Regions from separate parts of the Homo sapiens genome. Here regions 1 and 3 are each linked to region 2. Evidence: read pairs that join two places in POLR2A ChIA-PET (ENCODE). Cell type or tissue: CD4-positive, alpha-beta T cell. All regions are shown on one strand.

Evidence for each region. Peaks named below come from ENCODE experiments on the same cell type or tissue, not always from the same donor. Only the 100,000 strongest peaks of a DNase experiment are listed, where the experiment ranks them.
Region 1: POLR2A ChIA-PET joins it to region 2 with 11 read pairs; 11 of 35 experiments call an interaction of 5 or more read pairs at or near these places.
Region 3: POLR2A ChIA-PET joins it to region 2 with 15 read pairs; 15 of 35 experiments call an interaction of 5 or more read pairs at or near these places.

The regions. Positions count from the first base shown.
Region 1 is chr13:40,978,271-40,986,270 of GRCh38, reverse strand. It overlaps ELF1 (E74 like ETS transcription factor 1), which reads left to right. Exons shown (of 9, transcript NM_172373.4): 2 at 3,989-4,288. The coding sequence starts at 4,217. Among named protein-coding and RNA genes, the nearest start is that of ELF1, 37 kb to the left of the region's middle. RefSeq lists enhancers at 1,110-1,389, 1,809-1,878 and a silencer at 7,955-8,000. In CD4-positive, alpha-beta T cell, no CTCF peak of the experiment used is centred here; DNase peaks (open chromatin) are centred at 1,420, 3,300, 4,710, 5,600 and 2 weaker places; H3K4me3 peaks cover 7,794 bases; H3K27ac peaks cover 7,954 bases.
Region 2 is chr13:40,917,935-40,925,934 of GRCh38, reverse strand. It overlaps the pseudogene TPTE2P5 and the pseudogene SUGT1P3. Among named protein-coding and RNA genes, the nearest start is that of ELF1, 97 kb to the left of the region's middle. RefSeq lists a silencer at 1,728-2,022 and enhancers at 3,933-3,982, 3,626-4,212. In CD4-positive, alpha-beta T cell, a CTCF peak has its summit at 4,244; DNase peaks (open chromatin) are centred at 3,264 and 4,144; H3K4me3 peaks cover 1,599 bases; H3K27ac peaks cover 969 bases.
Region 3 is chr13:41,015,735-41,023,734 of GRCh38, reverse strand. ELF1 (E74 like ETS transcription factor 1) reads left to right here and starts at 4,419. Exons shown (of 9, transcript NM_172373.4): 1 at 4,419-4,507. RefSeq lists an enhancer at 4,425-4,534. In CD4-positive, alpha-beta T cell, no CTCF peak of the experiment used is centred here; DNase peaks (open chromatin) are centred at 4,384, 5,804 and 6,384; H3K4me3 peaks cover 3,751 bases; H3K27ac peaks cover 3,359 bases.

The sequences.
Region 1 (8,000 bases), 60 kb before region 2:
ACTGAGACACCAAGCAAGTAACTTGTCCAGTCTTCTGTCACACTGCAGAAGATTGGCACCCAATCGGTCTGACTCCAGAGCCTGTTCTCTGAACTGCTTTGTGTTACTATTTTACTTTAACTCCAAAGCTTATTTTGGGGATGACAGGTTAGGAACCTTGTTGCTAAGTATTCCTGTGGCATGTCTCCTTGGAGAATAAGAATATGGTCCTCACCCAATTAAGAGACATCTGAGCCAGCCTAAGATTTTTTTATTATCTGGTAGATGTCTGCCTGGATGCCCTCTGAAAACTGTGCAAATAAGTTGACCGCTTATGTCTGTGTGATGAAGAAGTAGTTTCACTTATGTTTTTCCTTGTTACTTTATAAAGACTGACACTTTGAAAAAAACATGTTTGAGAACTATTAATACAGCAGAGTGCTTCCTGACTATAATAGATAATTAAGGATGGGTAAATTTAAACAAGTTTTAAATTTACTGAGGACCTTTCAATTTGTTAGGTTAGAACAGAAGCCTTTTTTCTAATCCGAGTGCCCATATTTTTTTTCCATCTAAGACCGTATTTGAGGAATTAGATGATGCATTTAGTTTTGGACATGTTTTTTACACACTGACTTCAAGGGGCACTGATGTAGACTTGTCTTATAGTTTAGTGACTGGATTTGGAGCTCAGAAGCTGAACCTAGAGATGGAGATTTTAAAAATTTTTTACATATGCGTTTACTTAATCTGTGTTATAAACTGTTATAGCAGAAAGGACTTTGGTGGATTTTAGAGGCCCAGCTGTATATTACAGTTTTAGAGAGAGTCCTGATTTAGGAAACAAGAATTCTAGTTTTAGTTCTGTTTTGCTTGTAGACCGTGAGAACTTGACCACCCCAATTTACTAATTAAAAATGGAATCATTGATTTAGATCTTCAGTCTTGTCTGTTACTGAAAAAATTGTAAGATACCTGGGCTTTGTAATCAAAGATTATAAGAATCTTTGATATCTACAGGTGCTCCCTCTGGATCAGGTATCAGAAAATGTATTCTCAAGAATCACCTTGATGCAGAAGAGTATATAAGTACACAGGGGAGAGGAAGAGGAGCAGGAAAGATGACAGAGAATCAAAGACATGATTGAGCCAGTAAAATGCTTTTCTTTGCTTACACATTTTCAGTTTGTGGACTTCTCTATAGAAATAAGCAAAAGCTACATGCCAGAGCAAAAGTGTCTTTTTCTGCTGCAATAAGTGGCTTAGTGATTGTGGGGAGCCATTTCAGTTTTGATTTATTACTGTTAGTTGTTAGTATGTATAAGGTGTGGGTATGTTGGTTGCTTATCCTGATTTTTTAGATTTCTGAAAGACAACTGTTAAAGCACAGTAGCAGTGTGGAAGTGCTGGTACGAAAAGGTACATGACAGCAGTGGAAAAGAAAGTGAAACTTAAATTTACCTAGACGTATTCACACTGGCCATTGGCACAATGTCATTTTGCATTTATGAACAAATGGGTTTTGAAATAGCCTTCTGGAACCTAATCTTTTACAGAGAAACTTCTGTATCAGCAAACATCCCTTGATTCTGGTTATGTTTTCTTACTCTCGTTTTTCAAGCTTGTGATAATAGTTTCCTCTTTATCAGAAGTATATCAGTTATTCTTTTTTAAATAAAGGATATTTGTAGAAATAGCTTAAATATCTAATGATATTTATTTATTGAACACAGAGTCTCATTCTGTAATGCAAGCTGGAGTACAGTGGCAATCATGGCTCACTACGGCCTTGAACTCCTGGGCTCAAGTGATCCTCCTGCCTCAGCCTCCTGAGTAGCTAGGATCACAAATGCACACACACCAACACAGCCAACTAATTTTTTATTTTTTGTAAAGACGAGGTCTTGCTATGTTGCCCCGGTTGGTCTTGAATGTGTAGTCTCAAGTGACTCCTTCCCCACCAGCCTGCTAAAATGCTGGTGTTACAGGTGTAAGCCACCATGCCTGGCCTGATAAGATATTTAAAACAGTATTTGTCATCAATATAATCCTTTTTGTCATCACTGTGGGCACACAGGTTTGGGAGGTACAGAAGAAATTTTAGACAATGGTTATTTCCCCAGAAGAGGTTTTGCTTCAGTTGTCTTGGTGCCTGGCACATTGCCTTGCAAATAATTGGTACTCAAACATGTATTCAGTTGAATTAAGGGGACACAGTTTTCAAATGTAAGACAATGTACTACAATTCATGCTAAATTGGTTGTACGGGCAGTAATTGCTGTGTTTTTGAAGGGAGCAGTCCTTGTAGTTTGAGGCATAGATGTTGGGAGGCTTTGTGAAATAAATGGGGCTTGAGCATTGAATGGAAAAGATGGGATTGAATGCTGGCAAGTAGAAGATGGGTGTGTTGCAGGCATAGGAAATAACAGAAGTTGAGAAAAGAGGCAAGACTGAATAGTTTGTGTGGAGGAACATAAGGCAGGTCTACTACAGAGGAATTGGGTTGGATAATAATTTAAGGAAAAAGGTATTATAAATAATAATAAGTACAAGGCCAAATGTATCTATCTGTGATCAATTTAAATCAAAACACTTTTTTTTTCCCTCTTCTAGATATGGTACATTGCTCAAAAACCACCTGAATGTGCTAAAAATACTTTCCCAGTGTTGGAGTTAAACTTCCTGTTAAAAGGGAGTGGATGAGAGTGGGAAATTTGCTGGGTTGGAATTTAGTGTAGTGAGTAGAAATATCATCTGAATTGGATTCTTAATTCTTATTTTATTTTGAGTTCTTGCTAGGAAAATCACAGTCATCCATGATGACCCCTAAAGCCCAGGACACATAGGGACTTGGCTTTACAGAAATTAGGAAACCGATTAAGTGATTTGGCTGACACATACTAGCTGGATTTACGTTTTCAGGGAAACTGATTCACTAGATCAGCTTCATCCCCAGACTTGTCTCTTTAAAATTATTAGGAAATTACTGGCCATCCTTTCCTTGGAGTCAACTTCTTTTTTAAAGTGTTTGTAATAAAACTGTAAATGCTAATTCAAAGAACTAATGTTATTTAATGTGATTATTTTTGTATCTTTCTTTTCAGGCCATAATCATTTGATGAAAATGTAGTAAGATTGTGATAAACACCTAAAGAATTTTTTCCTTTTGTTAGTATTGATAACTTTTTTTTTAAATAGGCAAACATCTTTGGCAGACATTTTAAAAGCCTTTGTCCCTTCGCTGTGAAATTGTTTTCACTACTAAGTTGCGTTTCTGTTTTTCTACTATTGTAAAGTGCAGTTCTTTGCATGTTCTAATTTGCCATGACGTGGTCAAGTGCTGTTTCCTTCCTGTTGCTTGCAAGCCTATACTAGAGATAAGGATACATTTCAGTGCATTAAAAAAGAAGCCACTGAAGACAGGCTTAAGCATGGTAATTTTTAAAACATTTTACTTATCAGAAGCCTTTTTAAAGAACAGAAAGAGTGGGCTTTAATTTCTGCTTATTTTTAAAAGATTTAAAAATACTTCTTACTAAACTTTAAATGTATTTGATTTTAAATCCTTATATAAATCCTCTTAAAGGTGAAAATATATACGTTGTGAAATTACTCATTGGGTAGCAGTTTCTATGTATGTGCTTTGCTGAGTTGGTGAAAAGAAGGAAATTGTTTATATATCCTTTATTGCGATTACAACCCTCATTATTGCTGGGGTTTTTTGACCTTTTTTTTTTTTTTAATATTGAGTACTTTTAACAGTAGTTTAACTGGAGAGTGGGGGAGAGAGGCATAATTTTCAGTAGTGACAGATGATCTTAGCAGGAGCAAACTGTTCAAATAAAATATGTAACTTTTAAAAAAGAGCGTATGTGCATTAGTCGTGTCGATTTTATTTAAAAACGTTAATAATAAAAAAATGCTTTAGCGATACTGCCCTCTGTATCAGTTATTATATCCTAAGTGGGTGATTGCTTTTTCATAACTAATCTGAGCTTTTGTTTTTTAGGCCAAGAAGCTTGAGAGAAGAAAAATTTCAGAAAAATTGTCTCAATTTGACTAGAATATCAATGAACCAGGAAAACTGAAGCACCTTCCCTAAAGAAAACTTGGGTATACAATTACTCCACAGACAGAGCTGAGGGTTTTTTACCCAAATCAGTCACTGGATTTTGCTGCCTGATACGTGAATCTTCTTGGAATTTTTCTCATGTGGATCTAAGGGGAATGCTTTATTATGGCTGCTGTTGTCCAACAGAACGACCTAGTATTTGAATTTGCTAGTAACGTCATGGAGGATGAACGACAGGTATGAGATTCAGAGAAAATTTCATTTTAATGACTTTATTATGATTTTTCTATTCATATCAGAAAATTATTTCCTTTAAAAGACAATGAGAGAAACTTTATTGAAAGTAAAAATTTATAGATGAAATATTTGGAGGAAATATTATACTATGTTTTAAGCACCAGTTAATTCATGAAGAATAAGTCTTATCCTTAGCTTTGATATGGTAACAAGGAAGTAATACCTTTGGGATTCAGCTTGTTTTTTTGTAAAATGAGACTTAACACTAAATGCCTTAAGTAATTATTTTTAAGTACTTTGAAAAGTTCTAGAGAATATACTGCCTTTTAATGTATGTGGTTAATTAATGTTTGTAATCATGGGCTACTTCTTCAAGTAGATGAGACAACGTTAGCGGTCCCATAATCATACATCATTTCAGTCCAAAGCATGTGACTCTGAGGAAGTTACTTAACTTCTCTAGATCTAGATTTCATCATCTGCAGAATGAGGGGATTGAACTGAAGAATTTCTAAATCGGCTTTCAGTGAATTTATATAAGATGTGCAAATTACTGTTTTCAGTACATAAAAAAGATCTAGGAGATACTGAGTAAAGGATCTAAGATTAATTTTAGTCTCCTTCCCCCCTCCCCACAACACACACACACACAAAAGAACTGGAACGAGGCTAGAGTTTCTTGGGACTTTACAATTAACTTCATTTTAAACAAGTTATATAGGGAATGTAAGACATGATATGGGAGAAATAGTGTACGTGTTGGAGAGACTCAGACAGGGTACTAGGAAAAATATTTTGAGAACCAACCTAAAGTTGATTTATCACTGAAATAAGCCTAATGCTCAACACCTAATTTTAATAGGCCAATTATAATATGTAATGCCTTTATTCTGGAAACATAGTTACTACAAATAATAAAATTCTTACTTTTGGCAGAGTGAATTTAATGATTTTTATAAAATTAAAATTTTTTTAGCTGTGTTGTCCATTGAAGTGACAGAACAAAAAGTTTATAAATAAACCTACAAAAGGTGAGGATTTGGATTAAGTTGCCTTAACAGCAGGATGAGCTTTGACTAGGGAGGATAACAGGTTCAGGGAGAGAATTGCTTAGTCTTGATTAAAAATATATTAATAGTGATATGGATTTAATCTAGAGACAATACAAAATATATTTTAGGAAGAAAGGTGTTTTGAATTTGGTTTAAGACAGGATGTTTGTGTGTATATTAAGGTTTGAAACAGTGTGTTTACTATGCAGCCCTCTTAAATGAAAGATGCTGTATATAGATGCTAGGCTTGATGTGGTGAGGTTTGATCTCAGGATGTAGCAGCAGAGGACAAAGCCCTAAGCCACTCACTAATATGCTCTAGTTATAGTGGATTTGACACTCTTTGGAACATGAGAGAAGTGAATTTTACATTATGGTACCATATTCATACATGTGTCTACATAGCCTAAAAAGAGTTTTGCAAAACAACACTTATACACTTACTATGTATGATATACTTAGTTTGTTTTGCAGAGGTTATTTATGTTTTTGGAAAGGGAGATGGTACTGTTAGCTTAACATCAGCATGTACATATATGTATTTTCTTAAGTTATTTGTTTTTGTCTAACAAAATGAATCTATATTTTGTGCAGGTGTTATAAGGATTTTATAAGTATTAACCATGTAAGGTAAATACTGATCCCCATTTTATAATGAGGAAATTGAGATATCAAGAGGTTAAGTCACTTTCCTGGAATCATACAGCCAGTAAATAGTAGAGCCACAATTTGAACTCAGCCAGTTTGATTCTCACTAATGATGTTTTATATATTCTTGCAATAATGTGTGACAATCTTACTGTGTTATAATCAGCATCAAAATGTTTACAACTCTTGGTGAGTTTTGGCGTCTTCAGTCTGTGGCCATCAGCATAGCAAATGTAACTGCTTTGCAGGAGGGTAGATCCAGTGCTGTTGGTGATATTAGCATCTTACCTAACCTGGGGCTCTACCTCCCTGTTTGCTTATTAGGTTAATTTGTTTTTAATGGAAAAGCAATAACGTGCCATTTGTATTAATAAAAGAAGTCACCTAATAAAAAGATACATAAAATAACTAGTGAAAAATCTCTCTTCACCCTTAGTCCTAATCTTGTTTTCCTTCCCAGAAGAAACTAGTATTAAGTATTAATATTTTGTGTGTAATTTTTTTAGAAAAATGTCTGAACAAATGAACATACATATATACAAAACTGCATACAGAGGTTGCTTTTAAGACACAAATGAAGTTATGCTAAATCTTTTTTGTGTCTCATTTGTTTCCACTTTATTATAAATATTTGTGTGTATGTTGATTCTACATCATTTATATTTTACATCATGAGCAGCCCATTATTTATTTTACAGTTCCTGACATGGCTGTTACCAGCATTTTGCTATGATGTACAATATTGCAGTGAACATCCTTGTTTGGAAGGCAGTAGATCTACCTAGTAGTAGCGGTGGTTAAGAGCTCAGGTACTGAAGTTGAAATGCCTGGGTTGAATCTTGGCTCCGCTGCTTATTATCTCTGTGACTTTGGGCAAGTTACTCAACCTTTCTGTTCCTTGGTTTCCTCATCTGCAAAATGGGGATGAAAATAATAGAACCTAAGTTATAGGATTGCTGTGAGAATTAAATGAGTTGATGTTTCTAAAGCTTTTAGAACTATGTCTGGCTCATAGCTAATATTTACGGAGCACTATAATTTTGTCATTATGTGTGTGTGTGTGTAGTGTATCTTTGTACACTTATGTGATTATATCTGTAGGGTTATTAAAAACAGAATTACTGAGCTTACTAAAAATATAAATACAAATATTCTTTTAAAAGGCTGTGTTACGTGGACATAAAGATGGACAAGTCTGTGTTACGTGGACATAAAGAGGGACTACTAGATGGGGGAAGGAAGGAAGCAGGCAAGGGTTGAAAAACTAACTATTGGGTGCTGTGCCCACTGCCTGGGTGATAGGATCAATCATACCTCAAATCTCAGCCTCACCTATGTAACAAGCAATATACTCATGTAACAAACCTGCACATGTACCCCCTGAATCTAAAATAAAAGTTGCGGGGGGTAAGAGGAGCTGTATTAATTTCTACTACTACTAATAGTGTATTTCCCAAACCATTATCAACAGAAGTCCTTTTTTTTTTTTTGGCCAGTCTTTAGGGTGGAAATGACATTTTACTATTTTAATTTGTATTTCCTTGACTACTAGTGGTGAAGTGGTTTATTTGTAAATTTTATTTATTTTCAATTAGAGTTTTCTTTGATTTACTTATTAATATATCCTTTTGCCCAGTGGGAATTTTTTAAGTATTATGGTCACTACATTAGAATCATTGACATTTTCTCCCAGTCTAGTGTTGTCTTTTAACAATGTGATATCTTGTGCGCTATAGAAATTTTAAATGTTTTTAATAAAATATGTCAATATTACAAATTAATAATATTAGTTTTGGGGGCTTTTCTTGCCTTCTGCTTAGGAAAGCTTTATTCTCTTCACTCCTGTCACTCCTAAAATTAGTATATACTCTCTTTACATTTTCTTTTCTTTTTTGTTTTTTTTTTGAGACTGAGTCTTGCCTCGTCACCCAGGCTGGAGTGCCGTGGTGTGATCTTGACTCACTGCAACCTCCACCTCCCAGGTTCAAGCAATTCTTCTGCCTCAGCTTCCC
Region 2 (8,000 bases):
CGCACTGTTGCCCAGGCTGGAGTGCAGTGGCATGATCATAGCCTCAACTTCTTGGGCTCAAGCGATCCTCCTGACTCAGCCTCCCAAATAGCTGAGGCACATGCCACCATGCTTGGCTAATGCTTTCTATTTATTTATTTTTTGTACAGACAAGTTCTCCCCATCTTGCCCAGGCTGGTCTTGAACTCTTGGGCTCAAGCAATTTTTCTGCCTTGGCCTCCCAAAGTGCTGAGATTACAGGCATGAGCTACTGCACCCAGGCTGCACAAATCTTGTGTATAACTTGATACAATTTTATGTCTCAATACACTTCTGTGATTACCAGCCAGATCAAGATATGTAACATTTCCTGCATCCAAGAAGGTTTCTTCATGCCCCTGCTCCCCACCCTCCCTGACAACCAGGAGATTCCCTTATGATACCTCTCACTACAGTTTTTTATCTTCATATAAATGAAATCAATCATGATATACTCTGTCTGGCTTCTTTACCTCAACTTATGTATATAGGATTCATCCATATTGTTTGGTATAGTAGTAGTACATTCTTATTCATTGCTATGTAATTTTTTTATCCAATTTGAGGACATTTAGATTATTTCCAGTTTTTGCTACTGTGGATAATGCTGCGATGAATATTCTTGTATATGATCATAAATACTCAGGTATATGCCCAGTGGTACAATTATTGGGCAGTATGTTATGTGTATAACTAGCTTTAGTAGATAGTGTCTGATATAGTTTGGGTATGTGCCCTCACCCAAACCTCATGTCAAATTATAATACCCAATGTTGGAGGTTGGGCCTGACGGGAGGTAATTGGATCATGGGAGTGGGTTTCTTATGAATGATTAAGTACCATCCCCCTTGGTACTGTCCTCGCAACAGTGAATGAGTTCTTGGGAAAGCTGGTTGTTTAAAAGTGTGTGGCACCTCCCCCCACCCTACTTGCTCTTGCTCCTGCCACGTAAGATGCCGGCTCTACCTTTGCCTTCTGCTATGATTGGAAGCTTCCTGAGGGCTCCCCAAAAGCAGAAGCTGCTATGCTTCTTGTGCAGTCTGCAGAACCATGAGCCAATTAAACATTTTTTCTTTATAAATTACCCAGTCTCAGGTATTTCTTTATAGCAATGCAAGAACAGACTAATACCGTGTCACACAGTTTTCCAAAATGATCAACTAATTTAAACTCTCATCAACAATATATGAAACATATAGTTGCTCCATATTCTTGTCAATGCTTGGTATTGGAAGTCCTTTAATTTAAGCCATTCTGGTGGTAGTTTTGGAATCTCATAATTTCAATGTCCATGATACAGCTATTTTTTTTTTTTTGAGACAGTCTGACTCTATTGCCCAGGCTGTAGTGCAGTGGTGCCACCTTGCTCACTGCAACCTCCGCCTCCCAGGTTCGAGCAATTTTGTGCCTCAGCCTCCCTAGTAGCTGGGATTACAGGTGCTCACCACCACGCCCAGTTAATTTTTGTATTTTTAGTAGAGATGGGGTTTTGTCATGCTGCCCAGGCTGGTCTCCAACTCCTGGCCTCAAGGGAGCCACCCACCTCAAGCTCCCAAAATGTTGGAATTACAGGCGTGAGCCACTGCGCCTGGCCATGACATAGCTATTAATATAGAACTTTTCATGTTGGACCTATAGGTCAATCTTGGAATTTGCCCTTTCAGAGGCTATTCATATTTATATGCATATTGGTGCATGGCAGGGGCTGGTGTACACACCTTGGTGTATGGCTGAGCCATAACTGGAGCATACTGAGAATAACCCTATTCTAAGTGTGTTTGGAGTCCTAGGCTAAGGAAGCCAGGAGTAGCCAACACTAAGATTCACTCCTTATCTATGAAAGACATCCACACCCCTGCTCCATCTCTTAGAACACAGGCTGTACAGTGGAGCAAGGCCCTTTGTTTTGGGTTAAATGGAGGTTGCTAGAAGGAGGGTGCTAAGTGAAAATGCTATATAGACTACATGCTTTTTTTTATGAACAGTAGTGGTTCTCCAGGCCACCCCACCACCACTGGACCACCCCTGTATGTAAGTCCTGAATAAACCTTATATCTCCTTAGCTGGCTCTGCCTCTCCTATAGTACCATCCCAATCGGAATCAATGGGGATCTGGAAGGACAACTGGCCATTTAGATAACAAGTGAAAATTAACCAATGTAATTGGTTACATTGTAACATTATTATTAAAAATATTTTTAAAATTACTATATAACATATTATTATTAAAAAATACATATGAACATTTCAATAAAGGCAGAAAAAGCACTTGATATTGAATGCTTTCCTCTTGATGTTACAACCAAGACAAGGAAGTCCATTATCACTATTTCTATTCAATAGTGGACATACTAGCCAGCAACAAAACTAAAACGTATAAAGATTACAGAGAAGTTAAACCATCTTTATTCACGATTGCAAGATTGTCATCACATAAATTCCAAAAGACTCTACACAGTATTACAAATAATAAGGGAACTTAGCAAGATGCTTGAATGTAACATCAATATGTAAAAATCAATAGCGTTTCTATAGTCTTACAACAAACGAGAATATTTAAAAAATGCTATTTAACATCGCATTCAAAACACTATTCAAAAAGAAATCTAATGAAAGATATGTTTGATCTCTATACTGCAGTCTATCCAAACACAGCTGCATTAAAGTATAAATATGTGTATAATCTACAAAACATTGCCAGGAGAAATTAGAGGCCACTTAAATAAACGGCCACTTAAATGGATTGAAGGACTTAATATTGTTAATATACTAGTTATCCCCAAACAGATCTATAGATCCAATGCAAGCCCAGTACAAGTCCCAGCAGTTTTGTTTTTTTTAAAACTGACAAGCTAATTCCAAAATCACCTAGAAATACAATGGCCTTAGAATAAGCCAAAGCAATCTTGGGAGAATAAAGGACTTCAAGACTTATTATAAAGCTACGTTAATTAACACAGTTTGGTAGTGGTATAAAGTCAGATAAAGACCACTCCCTCCAGCTCCTCAATCTGACCCCACCCCTGGAACGCGCTGGCAGCTTTCCCCATGGGATGTGCATGGGTCAAAGGGCGCTGAGGGAGGACCTGAACGACTGGGTTGGGAAACAAAGCGGCCCTGAGATCACTTCAGGCCACCTTCCGCCCCTCAGTGCTTTCGTATAGAAAAGGTTTTCCTTCTTGATCTGGGAAGCCCACTAAGAAGAAAGCCTGGGCTGTGGAGTTATGAGGAAGGGAATGAATAGTACGCGGGCGCCGGGCGCGTCTCCCCGGGCACCAGAAGGCTTTTAGCCGCTGCTAGGTCAGAACGACTTCTAGCGAGTCCCAGCCCTTTTCCATTCCCAGCGCAATGATCGCGGGAATCCAGGCGCCATCCAGGCCCCTCTGTTCACTGAAAAGACCACGCAGCCGCCAGTGACATCACGGAGACGAAAGCCATGATAAAACCCAGGGAAAACGGAGCTCGAAGTAGCTTGTGTTTTATATATATATATATATATATATATATATATTTTTTTTTTTTTTTTTTTTTTTTTTTTTTTTTGAGACGGAGTCTTGCTCTGTCGCCCAGGCTGGAGTACAGTGGTCCGATCTCGGCTTACTGCAACCTCTGCCGCCCGGGTTCAAGGGATTCTCCTGCCTCATCCTCCCGAGTAGCTGGGATTACAGGCGCGTGCCACCACGCCCGGCTAGTTTTTATATTTTTAGTAGACGGGGTTTCAGCATCTTGGCCAGGCTGGTCTTGAATTCCTGACCTCGTGATCCACCCGTCTCGGCCTCCCAAAGTGCTGGGATTACAGGTGTGAGCCACCACGCTCGGCCTGTAGCTTGTGTTATTAACGGACAAGGAAACGCCCCTGCGCGTACACGTTCTTGAGGGATAACAGTATGTTACAAAAGTGCTTCTGAGCTACTACTCCTGGAGGCTCGGTCGGAGTGCCCGCGGACGTGGGCGCGGTGGAAAAGAGGGAGAACCTGTAGGCCCAGGCCTCCGTAAACATGGCTACGATGGGCGGGGACTGGGAGCGCAGGTCCCGGGCCGGGTTGCGGGCTGGGAGGACTCGGTCCTCCACTGTCCCAGCCGGCCACGCGCCCGCGTGTCGCCTCCCGTCCCGCTAGCAGCACGCTGCGTGGCTGCTCGTTGGCTGCTTAAGACGGAAGCTCGGTTGATGTTTCTGCAGAAGTTTTCCCCCTTGGTCGGTGGCGGAGCTGCTGAGCGCGATAGTAGCAGCTCCGGCGGCAGCAACATTGACTACGAGGAATGGCGGCGGCTGCCGCAGGACCTGCAGCATCCCAGAGGTGCGTGTTTTTCCTTCCCTTTGCTATTTATTTTATACCCCTTTCCTTGGTTAGTGGGCCCTGCTGAAGTCGTTGTTTTCCTGACAGGTTTTTCCAGAGCTTCTCAGATGCTCTAATCGACCAGGACCCCCAGGCGGCGTTAGAGGTGGGAGAGCCTTTTCTGCTTCCTCCACTCCCGGCTGACCCGCCTCCTTCCAGCACCGCCTGATTAGGACTCAGGCTCTAGTGATGCTGCGTCTCAGCCCCAGTATTGAGATTCTCGGTCTCCTTTCTCTCTCTCACGGTAGCCGCGTTACCTCAGACTCCTGTCTTGCCCTTTCCACTTCCAGACTCTTGCATTCCTGAAGCTTCTGAGAAAAACTTCCTCTATTTATTGGGAGCATGGTTGGCATCTGCAGTTGGGCTGAAAGGATTTTTTTTTTTAATGACTAGAAGAGAAAAGTGGACTCTGGGCTCGATGAAAATTAATTTTTTCTTTTGACAATCATTGTTGCCATTCTTATGTAAAAGTGTCGGTATGAAGTCAGTCTACTGGAACAAAAACCTCTTCCCTCACGTCCCGGAAACTTTCCAGATGTCTTGTCATAGTTCATTATTCACTCATTTGTTTATTTATCAAAAAATTTTTTAGGAGTTGCTGTGTGCAAAGGCGCTCATTGCTATGGGTTAGTCTTAGTTATATACTTAGCTAACCTAGAGATCACTGCTTGTAGGTGTGCAGTGAAGACAAACTATAAAGCTGTAAAGGAATGTAAAAGAGCAAGAGTTGATAAGAGTTGAAGAAGAGACTAAGCTAAAGATAAATGATGCTGTGGGTCACAGAATTTTAACAGGAGATCTTTTTTGTTTTTTGTTTTGTTTGTTTCTTTTTGCTTTAAAGCACAGAAAAAAAGGAAACCCTGTTTTGTTGTTATGATCTAACATAAGTAAGGTTAACAATTTGAGGCAAGACAGCGTCTTTTCTAGCTATGGCTTTTATAAGAAATGTGCCACAGGGTACTAGAGGCTCTGTTAAGGTGATATTTGAGCAGAGACCTGAAGGAACAAGAGAATTAGCTTGGAACCTCTGGGGAAAGAGCATTCCAGTCAGGACCAAGAGCCAGTGCAGAGATCCTGAAGTAGGAATGAAGTGGGCCTGTGTATGGAGCAGCAAAAAGGCCCTTTTTTATTAGAGGGCCCATTTGATTAGGAGGTAAGGTTGGACAGGAAACTAGGAGCCAGGTCCTGTAAGGCCTTTTGGGGTCCAGGTATGTTTTTTGAATCTAAATATATAGACCTTTAGATACCAGCAATAAGTCTTCTGGGATCAGTTTTGGGATAATGTTACAGGAAGCAGTGAGAATTTTTCTCCATAATTCCTTATATTAGATAGCTATTACTTTGAATTTACATTTCTTAATTGTCATGTTAGGCCTAGTGCTTCCTTTGGAAATCTAGTTTATATAAAAGTTGCTTTTAGGCTGGGCGCAGTGGCTCATGTCTGTAATCCCAGCACTTTGGGAGGCCAAGTGGGGCGGATCGCTTGAGGTTAGGAGTTGGAGAGCAGCCTGGCCAACATGTTGAAACGCTGTTTGTACTAAAAATACAAAAAAAGAATTAGCCAGGTGTAGTGGTATGCACCTGTTGTCCCAGCTACTCGGGAGGCTGAGGCAGGAGAATCTCTTGAACCTGGGAAGCGGAGGTTGCGGTGAGCTGAGATCATGACACTGCACTCCAGCCTGGGTGACAGAGAGAGACTCTGTCTCAAAAAAAAAAAAAAAAGTTGCTTTTAAAGAATATTAATATAATGAACTTCATTATCATTTTCCATCTTATTTTACTTATTATTATTATTATTTTTGAGACGGGGTCTCACTCTGTCACCCAGGCTGGAGTGCAATGGCACAATCTCGGCTCACCTCTGCCTCCCAGGTTCAAGTGATTCTCCTGCCTCAGCCTCCCAAGTAGCTGGAATTACAGGTGCACACCACCACATCCGGCTAATTTTTGTACTTTTTAGTAGAGATGGGGTTTCGCCATGTTGGCCAGGCTGGTCTCAAACTCCTGATCTCAGGTGATCCGCCCACCTCAGCCTCCCAAAGTGCTAGGATTACAGGTATGACCGTGCCCAGCCTTAAATTTTTTATTGAGACATATATGATAATATGTAAATAACACAAATTTTAACTCTACAGTTTGATGAGTTTTTACGTATATGTACACCACCCAGATCAAGATATAGAGCATCTCCATTTATAAAGTTCCTTCATGCTCCTTCCCAGCCAGCAATTCTTCTTACTGTCCTGCTGACTCCTGTTTTCACCTTCATCACCATCAGCTCATTTTGCTTGTTCTTGACTCATAAACAGAATCATATAGTAGGTGGTTCGTTCAATGTAGGCAGTCTGTTTTTGCTTTAATCATTACATGAGTATACATCCATATTGTGTGAAGCAGTAGTTCTTTTGCATTGCTGTGTAATATTCCATTGTATAATTGTATAAATATATGTTGTATAAATGTAAGTATAGCACAATTTATTCTTATTGGACATCTTGTTTATTTCTAGTTGTTAGCTAGTATAAATAAAGCTTCTGTGAGTACTCTTGTGTGTATTTTGGTGAACACATGCATTTCTTTCTTTTGATTGTATATACCTAGGAGTAGAATTGCATAGAATAGTCATGTGGATAGCACTAATGGATAGCACTAGTACCTTGGTTTTTAATGTGTGGCTCTTGGACCAGCAGTATCAGGATTACCTGCAATTCATCAGAAGTGCAAATTCTTACTGAAAGTCCTTATGGGCCAGGCTTGGTGGCTTACGCCTGTAATCCCAGCACTTTGGGAGTCCGAGGCAGGTGGATCACCTGAGGTCAGGAGTTTGAGACCAGCCTGGCCAACGTAGTGAAACCCCGTCTCTATTAAAAATACAAAAAATTAGCTGGGCCATGGTGGCAGGTGCATGAAATCCCAGCTACTTGGGAGGCTGAGGCAGGAGAATCGCTTGAACCCGGGAGGCAGAGGTTGCAGTGTGCCGAGATCACACCATTGCACTCCAGCCTGGGTGAGAGAGTGAGATTCCGCCTCAAAAAAAAAAAAAGTCCTTATGACTCATGTAGTCCAGTACTTCTTACTCTTCCTTTTCACAGTGTACATAAGAAAGCAGACCTGGCTGAGTGTGGTGGCTCATGCCTGTAATCCTACCACTTTGGGAGGCGGAGGTGGGAGGATCACGAGACTGGGAGTTTGAGATCAGGAGTTCAAGACCAGCCTAGGCAACATAAAGAGACCCCATTTCTTAAAAAGAAAACTGAGACCCAAGTAAATCCAAGTGATCTGTCATAGAGACACACCAGTTACACGCAGAAGGGGGACCTCAGGACACAGGTTTCCCAAATTTTAGTCTAGTGCTATAGAACAGTGGTCCTTAAAGATGTGGGCTTCAGATGAGCTGCAGCATCAACATATTAGAAATGCAAATTATTTATTTATTTGAGACGGAGTGTCGCTCTGTCACCCAGGCTGGAATGCAGTGGCGCAATCTCAGCTCACTGCAACCTCCGCCTCCCAGGTTCAAGCAATTCTCCTGCGTCTGCCTCCCAATTAGCTGGGATTACAGACACGTGTAACCACATCCAGCTGATTTTTGTATTTTTAGTAGAGATGGGGTTTCACCATGTTGGCCAGGCTGGTCTGAAACTC
Region 3 (8,000 bases), 98 kb before region 2:
TTGCCTAAGAGGCCTGCTTTTTGTGGGTGGTAAAAAGTACCACCTAGTTACCTGTCCGTGCAGAAGTGGGAAAGAGGATTTGGTTTAACAAAGCTAGTGATAGAGCATAGAAAATTAACTGTGTTTTACGTTTAAGCTCACATGTAGAAATTCTACACAATTCTTGGAACCTGGGATTATATTTTTGAGAGGCATTAACATCAACAAAATAAATTCTGCATGATTGAAAGATTCATAACACTCAATCTCAGTCTTCTGAATTTTATTTTTCTATTTAAATAGTGGGGAACATTGATTTTGGTCATTTGCCATTTTAATGGTGTGATCTTTTCTTTTTCCATCTCTGATAGTCATAGCATGTTAGCTCCCGACCTATGGGGCGGATTCAAACAAAGCTTTTTTTAGCCTAAGTTTCCTAGATATGGAAATTAGAGTATTCTGTATTTTTGTACTAGAAGTTTTGAGATTTGAGTTCAAAGGGAAGAGGTAACAGTAAAAAGGAAAAATGAGCCCTAGCACAATAAATTCTTTTTATAAATTCTGTTTTGGTGGAGGAAATAAATAGTATCTGAAATTTAGTTGGCATTTAAATTCATTCAGTTGACTCAATCTCTCTCAGCTAATAGTTCAAATATACATGTTGACAATTCCATGAGCAGCCATGAAAGCTTTATATAAGGTATATACTGACTTGATCCATATCTAATTTTATAAATAAACATACCCACAGTATGTACATTTCATATACCTAAACTAGATTTATTTCTTCCTTCCTCCCTTCCTCCCTTCCTTTCTTTCTTTCTGTTCTGGGGTACATGTGCAGAACTTGGATATTTGTTACAAAATGTGGAGGTCTGACACAGAGTCTTGCTTGGTCACCCAGGCTGGAGTGCAGTGGTGCAACCTCGGCTCACTGCAACCTCCACCTCCCAGGTTCAAGCGATTCTCCTGCCTCAGCCTCCTGAGTAGCTGAGATTACAGGTGTCTGCCACCACACCTGGCTAATATCCGTATTTTTAGTAGAGACGGTTTCACCATGTTGGCCAGCCTGGTCTCGAACTCCTGAACTTCAGTGATCCACCTGCCTTGGCCTCCCAAAGTGCTGGGATTACAAGCGTGAGCCAACGTGCCTGGCCTAGATTTCTTTTTGTTAAAATCAGTTTTATTGAGGTATGGTTTATATGCAGTACAATTTGCCCTATTTAGTTTTATAGCTCTATGAATTTTGACAATGTACATAAGTCATATACCGGTACCACAGTCAAGATACAGAATATTTCTGTCACCCTCAACAGTTCCTTGTCTTCCTTTGTAGTCAACCCCCTCCCCTCATTTCCAGCCCCTAGAACTGATAGGATTTCTGTGCCTTCTGTTTTGCCTTTTCCATTATGTCACATATAAATGGAATCATACAGAGTCATGGAGTCAGTCTTATTTTGTTCAGCCTAATGCTTTTAGGTTCATCCATGTTGTCACATATATCAGAAATTCAGACCTTTTTTGTTGCTGAGTAGCATTCCATTATATGGATATACTATACCATTCCATTACATGGATTTATCCATTCACACATTGATGGACATTATTTGGGTTTTCAATATTTGGTGAATGATAAAACTGCTATATATATTTGCATAGAAGTTTTAAAATAGACACATATCTTCATTTCTCTTGGGTAAATGCCTAGGAATGGGATTACTGGATCATGTGATAAGTGTATGTTTATAGAAACTGCTAAACTATCTTCCGAAGTGGCTAAACTTTTGCATTCCCACCAGCAATATATGAGAGTTGTAGTCGCTCCATGTTCTCATCAACACTTGGTATTATTGGTGGTTTTTGTTTTGTTTTGTTGTGGTGGTGTCACATTAATTTGCATTTCCCTATTGAGTATTGATGTTGAGATATTTTCATGTACTTTTTTTGCCATCTGTATGACTTCTTTAGTGAAGTGTCTATTCAGATTTGACCATTTAAAAAACTGGATTGTTTTCCTATTTTTGAGTTGTGAAAGTGCTTTATGTAGTCTGGATAGCAGTGTGTGGACTTATTTTAATCCTCATAATCTGTGTGGTAGATACTATTAGGCTAAATGATAGATAAATAAGTTATGATGCAGGATTGTTAAGTAATTGCCCAAGATTACATAGCTAATAGGTAGCAGAGCTGGGATTGAAACCCAAGTAGATTGACTAGAACCTGTGTCAAACTGTTTGCCTTTTTTTTTCTCTTTGATCCTCTCATATGCAGAGATTGACTTATTGGGGCTGTAAATAGAACAAGGATCCAGTTCCTGTAGGTGATAGAATAATGCTAATAGGGATACCCCTGGGCAGAGGGATAATATATTGTAATGGCAGCTCTGGAGTCATCTCCTTAGGAACAGCTAAGATATTTGTTTCTGTTGAAGAGGTGTAATTATTTTCCCTTTAATTCTCTTCACATTACTGGTGGCCAGAGTACTTCCTTTAAATTATGTTTGGAATATTTGCCATTATTAAGTAATGAGGTGCATTATATAAATGGATTTTCTCAATAGCAGAAGCTTATCCTTTTAGATACCTGTTCTACATAAAACATCTCACACACTTGATGTTACACACTTTGGCTTTCGAAGGCCTGTCTTAAACTAATGCTGACTTGGAGACACTTAGTGTATGGTAATATACTTAGGGAATATTACAACTTACTGACCTTATATAATGGCTTCATATCTGAATACTTTTAAAGTTATGTTTATTTTTAGTTTTGTAAGGTGGGTTTTTTTAATGTCATTATCAGCTATTTCACTTTTTCTGACATCCTTTTATAATACTGTTGCCCTCTTTTACCTGTTACAGTTTTTATTTCTAATTAGCCAAAAGAAGATAATCAAATTGTTAGGTTTACATTCATGTTATCTAAAATAAATTTCAGATATGGAAAATTACCTGGGGGGAACTTTCCAGGGAACAAGTGAATCTCCCGTGACTGCTCAGCGGACCTTGTTTCTTGGTGCATGGGCTCTGAATAGTCATTTTGTGTAAGTGAACTAAAGTAAGCTAAATATGACATTTGACAGGAGAAAACATGGTCTATATTTCTTTTTAATAAATTTTTAATTAACAGTTTGTAAAACCATGGAGATTATTTTTCAGTAAAAGGATAAACCAAGCAATCTTCAGTGTAAGGAATAAATAGACAGCAGGCAGAAAGTTGGTTCACAATCATTGCTGTTTTGCAGCATTTTGTAAAGTTCCTAAGTCAGTGACAGCTTGTGCTCTCAACTATGCCTCTGGTAAGCCAGAATAAACTCCCAACTAATTAACTAAAGGGAGAAAACCTTGCTAAATCCTATTTACTTTTTGTAAGATACCAGGACGAAGGCTATCTATTGAGTTGCATTTATCATTTCAAGCGCTTTGGAAGTACTTAGTGCTTTCAAGCCATTTTGATTAATTTAAGCTCTTAGAATAAATTAATAAGTATTCACCCAGAGGCCAGAATAAGTAGGTGTAGTAATATTTCAGTGGCTTGGGCACTTTGTCAGATGTATTCTGACTTGGAAGGCAGAGCTTCACTGGCCACAGTTGTCCCCTTAGGTTGGCCTTGCCACAATTGCAGTGGAGCTGTAGCAGGGTGCCTGGCACAAGAGGCTTGAAATACATGTAGAAAATTTTGCTTGAAAGGTAAGTCAAACTGTAGCTATCATTTGGAAGTAGTAGAGTTATGAACTATGATCGTACCAATACTTTTTTAAAAGGGTTTTATCAAGCTTGCAGTTTATTTAAAATCATTTTGCTTTGTTGGACTTTAAATTCCTAACATTGGAGTGTGGGTTTTTAAAAATTCTGTAAACCAGTTTAATTCACACTTATTTTTCCACTGAACTTTGAATTTTCTAGTGGATTTTATCTGTTTAGTGAACTTACAGATCTGCATCTGGCTTTGTAGTTTGCTAGCCTTTCCAGACTACATAGCAATATATCTCTTTCATATGAGGGTTAATGAGTAGCCAGATTACACTCACCAGTCCATTGTTACATTAAGAGCCACAGAGTTTGCTATCTCCCTTCCATCCCCTTTCATACTTTTTTCCTTTCACAGTTTTATTTGATATAGTAAAGCAACTTTTAAAAATTGAGATTTTTATATTTTAAAACAATATATAGTTTTTAATTTTGCTCCCTTGTAGGTTCTTACTCTATTTTATTGTTAGTTTTAAATTATGGCAATTAATATGAGCTTAGTAATGGTCTAATCAAGGTAGATCTTGCTCCTTGCCTCTTCATCCCCACTTTCCTATACCGTTTTTACCTGCAGATTTGCATGTTTGACCTAGCAGAATAATTGGGTCCACAGCAACATGGGCGTGCCTCCCTTAGAAACACTTGGTTTCATGTATGACTCATAAGCTGAAGCACAGACACCACTTCCCCAATCTACAGGAGCCATTTTAACAGCTAAAACTTGTCGGATTGCTTTTTATTTTCAAGCTCAAAAGACGATAGAGAAAGAATACTTGAAGGTAACTTGTTACAATTTTGTATGTTTGCTTCTGGCTTTTTCTTGAGCTGATAAACAGAGGGTGGTTCTTACCTGTTGAAGAACATGGCTGAATGTGTTCTTTAACCCTCTGATAAAATGTGTGTGGTCAGTCACATGCCTGATTGAACTTAATTGCTAGGGGGAAACAAAGCACTGAAATTCTGGAAAGTTTTAGATCTTCTTGCTAAAGCATTTTGTATGTCTTTGTGATTTTTTTTCTATGTAATTTAAGAATAAAAGAGGTTTTTTGTTTGTTTATTTGTTTTTAAGTACCACAAAGCAAACTAAGGTCAAATTTTAATTTAAAAAACCTAATTGTATTTTTTGGGGTAGTTGAAGTTACAGTTAAGTAAACCGTATTATTCCTGTGTGATATAGATGTTAAATATCCAGGGGCAGTGGCTTTGTTTTGGCATTTTAGCTAAGGGTGAAGTTTTGGGACAACTCAGCCATAGGTGTTGCTCATTGACTGTTATTTATTTATTTTTTTCTCCCTCTCTGTTTTTTAAAGTTAATGAAATTATATTAAATGTTTCATTTTGGAAACCCAATGGAAATTTAAATGAATTGTTATTTAGATAATAAGTAAAAATGAATATTAGATTATTTAGATAACAAGTAAAAGTGAATATTAAATAGAGGAAGAAAGACTAGAATGATTCATTTACTATTAGAAAAAAATGAAGTTTTATAATTCACACTGAAAACTTGTTCTGAGTAACAACCTTAGAAGTAAAGCTGTCTTCTAAGGAAACGTAGTTATTTCAATTTTGTGTAAAAAGAAAAAGTGATGAGTATTGGCCTTCCTTTTGTATTACTGTTCTTAAAATTTGCCTGCCTTGAATTAAAAACCTTCTGTAAATGAAAAGATTGCTCAGTCTTTTCCTGAAGTACTTGTCATTGTAGTTATGAGATTTTGGCTGGCAAGTATACATCCTACTGTGCCTTAAAGTTCTAGGTGCTCTGTAAAGATGAGTGCAGTAGTATTTTATTTCTGAAACATATTTATGAAGATAAAATTGGAATATGCAGTGATTCCAAAAAATAAAGTTTTTGGATATAAAACTTGCCAAATCATTTCTTGTTGACCAAAATGATATTTAGCTAGTTCTTTGAGAATTTGCTATGCACTTACTAAGTGCTTGAAGGCCTGTCAGATTAAAGGGAAGAGACAAAGGCAATCAGTTATTATTTCTTACTCTTTTGTAAGGATTGTTGATATTAACAGATCTCAATTTTGCGGTCTTACAAGAAAGACACAGCGGACATTTTACCAATTCAGCTGAGCCATTTGCTATCATCTTTGTTTGCATATTGCTGGTTTAGTCAGCCTTTGAGTAAGCAAAAGCTGTATTTACTTCTAGTCTGGTCTGTGTGAAAAATCTAATGAAGACTTTTCTATTTTTTTTTTTAACTTTTTTAAGGTGGTGATCCATAAGAGAAAAATCAAGAGGCACACAAATAAGCGGCATAATTAAGATCTTATTTATTAAAGAGAAGTAGAGGAATTTGGTTTCTTAAATTTAAGAAGCTGGTACAGTTAAAGTAGTATAGATATTGTTTATGTATTTTCTTACGTGATAGAGACTGAAGTGGAGTTTCAAGGAGAAGGGAGAAGGGGGGGTAAAAAGAAGAGAACCAAGAAAAGACCAGAACAATTTATTAAGTATTTCCCTCTCCACGTTTTTCCTTCCATAAGATTGAATGTAAGTTTGAACTGACCCATCAGAATTAAATTTAGAATTAGTGATTTATAGAACTTTAGTGCTGAAAGTGACTGAAGATTGTCCAACTGCCTCACTTTTATAGATGAAGAAACAGTGGCCCACAGAGGTCCTGTGATTTGCTTGAGGTCATGCAGTACCTAATGGCAGGGCTTCGCAGTCTGGAACTGCTTGTGCCAGTCACAAGTGATGCTTTGTTTGAAATGCTCTATATTTCCTTAAGAGTAAATAAAACCTTAATTAAGATGTTTGGTGATAATCTTGGTGATAAGTTGCAACCAAATGGATCAACCAATGATTTTGAAAATGTAGTTTTCTTTTTCATCAGAAAGATGATGCATTCATTTTATTTCTACAACAACTTTTTGTTTTTCACTGTTAGAATTTTTTTGTTCATGACTGCTTATTTTAAGATGGCTTTAGATGGAAATATGAAGAGGTGGGAATTAAATTTGAGCTTCTAGATACAAAGACAGTTTTATTTCTGCTTTAGTTTTAGCTCATATATATATATATATATATATATATATATATATTTTTTTTTTTTTTTTTTTTTTTTTTTTTTTTTTGAGACGGAGTTTCACTCTTGTTGCCCATGCTGGAGTGCAATGGTGCAATCTCGGCTCACTGCAACTTCCGTCTCCCGGGTTCAAGCAATTCTCCTGCCTCAGCCTCCCAAGTAGCTGGGATTACAGGCATGCGCCACCACGCCCAGCTAATTTTGTATTTTTAGTAGAGACAGGGTTTCTCCATGTTGGTTAGGCTGGTCCTGAACTCCCGACCTTGGGTGATCCGCTCACCTCGGCCTCCCAAAGTCCTGTGATTACAGGCACAAGCCACCGTGCCCATCCTTGCCTCATATTCTTTTAGGAGGGCAAATATTGTTTAATGTGATACCTTGTTATACTAAAATATGTGTATGTGTAAAACTTTGCATGTGACTTTACAAAATCCAGAGGTGTCTAAGCTTTAACATTACACTTATCTTAAATTTGACCTTATTATAAGATAGTAATCTCATTTTATTTATCTTTGTCACATCTTCTCCTCCTCCTTTGAAATAAGAGAATTGTTTGGTATATACAAAATCTTTTGTCTGTTAACTTTTTGGTGTGTTTTATTGGGGTGGTTGGAAATTCTCTAGGTCTGAAATTCAGATTTTTAATGGTTTATGCATAACTGCTGAATCTCCTAAATTTCTGAGTGCCCTAACTCAATTCGGTGCGAAATCGTCCACAGTGTGGCCATCATTGTCCTAAAAAACAAAAAGCACAAAAGGCTAGGAACATGGGCTTTATCTTCATAAACTTAAATTCCTGTTGGGAAAACAGGGCTTGTTAACAAGTGAAGTAAAGAACAGAACCAACCACTGACTAGGTAAATTCAGATTCAGATTGCCTAGAGATAAAAGATGACTGAAAGAATACTCAGGAGAGTTTATCTTGAAGGAATGATGAATGCTGAACGTTGAATAGCATTTACCTATGTTAAGAAGAGTGTCTTCGTCAATAAGAATAAGAATATACGCTGTTTGAGAGGAGAAAGGTTTTATTCTGTTTTTCTGTCTTTTTCAACCTTTGACAAAGTACCAAGCACATATGAGTAGACAGGTATTATTTGTTGTATTAAACCTTTGGCTACTCTTTTTTGCCATCTTACGTGACAAATTCAGTTGGCCATCTTGCTGAAGTTAAAGATGGCACATCTTTAAAAAGCATGTGGCCCTCAGCTTAATCTCTGACTGGTGTC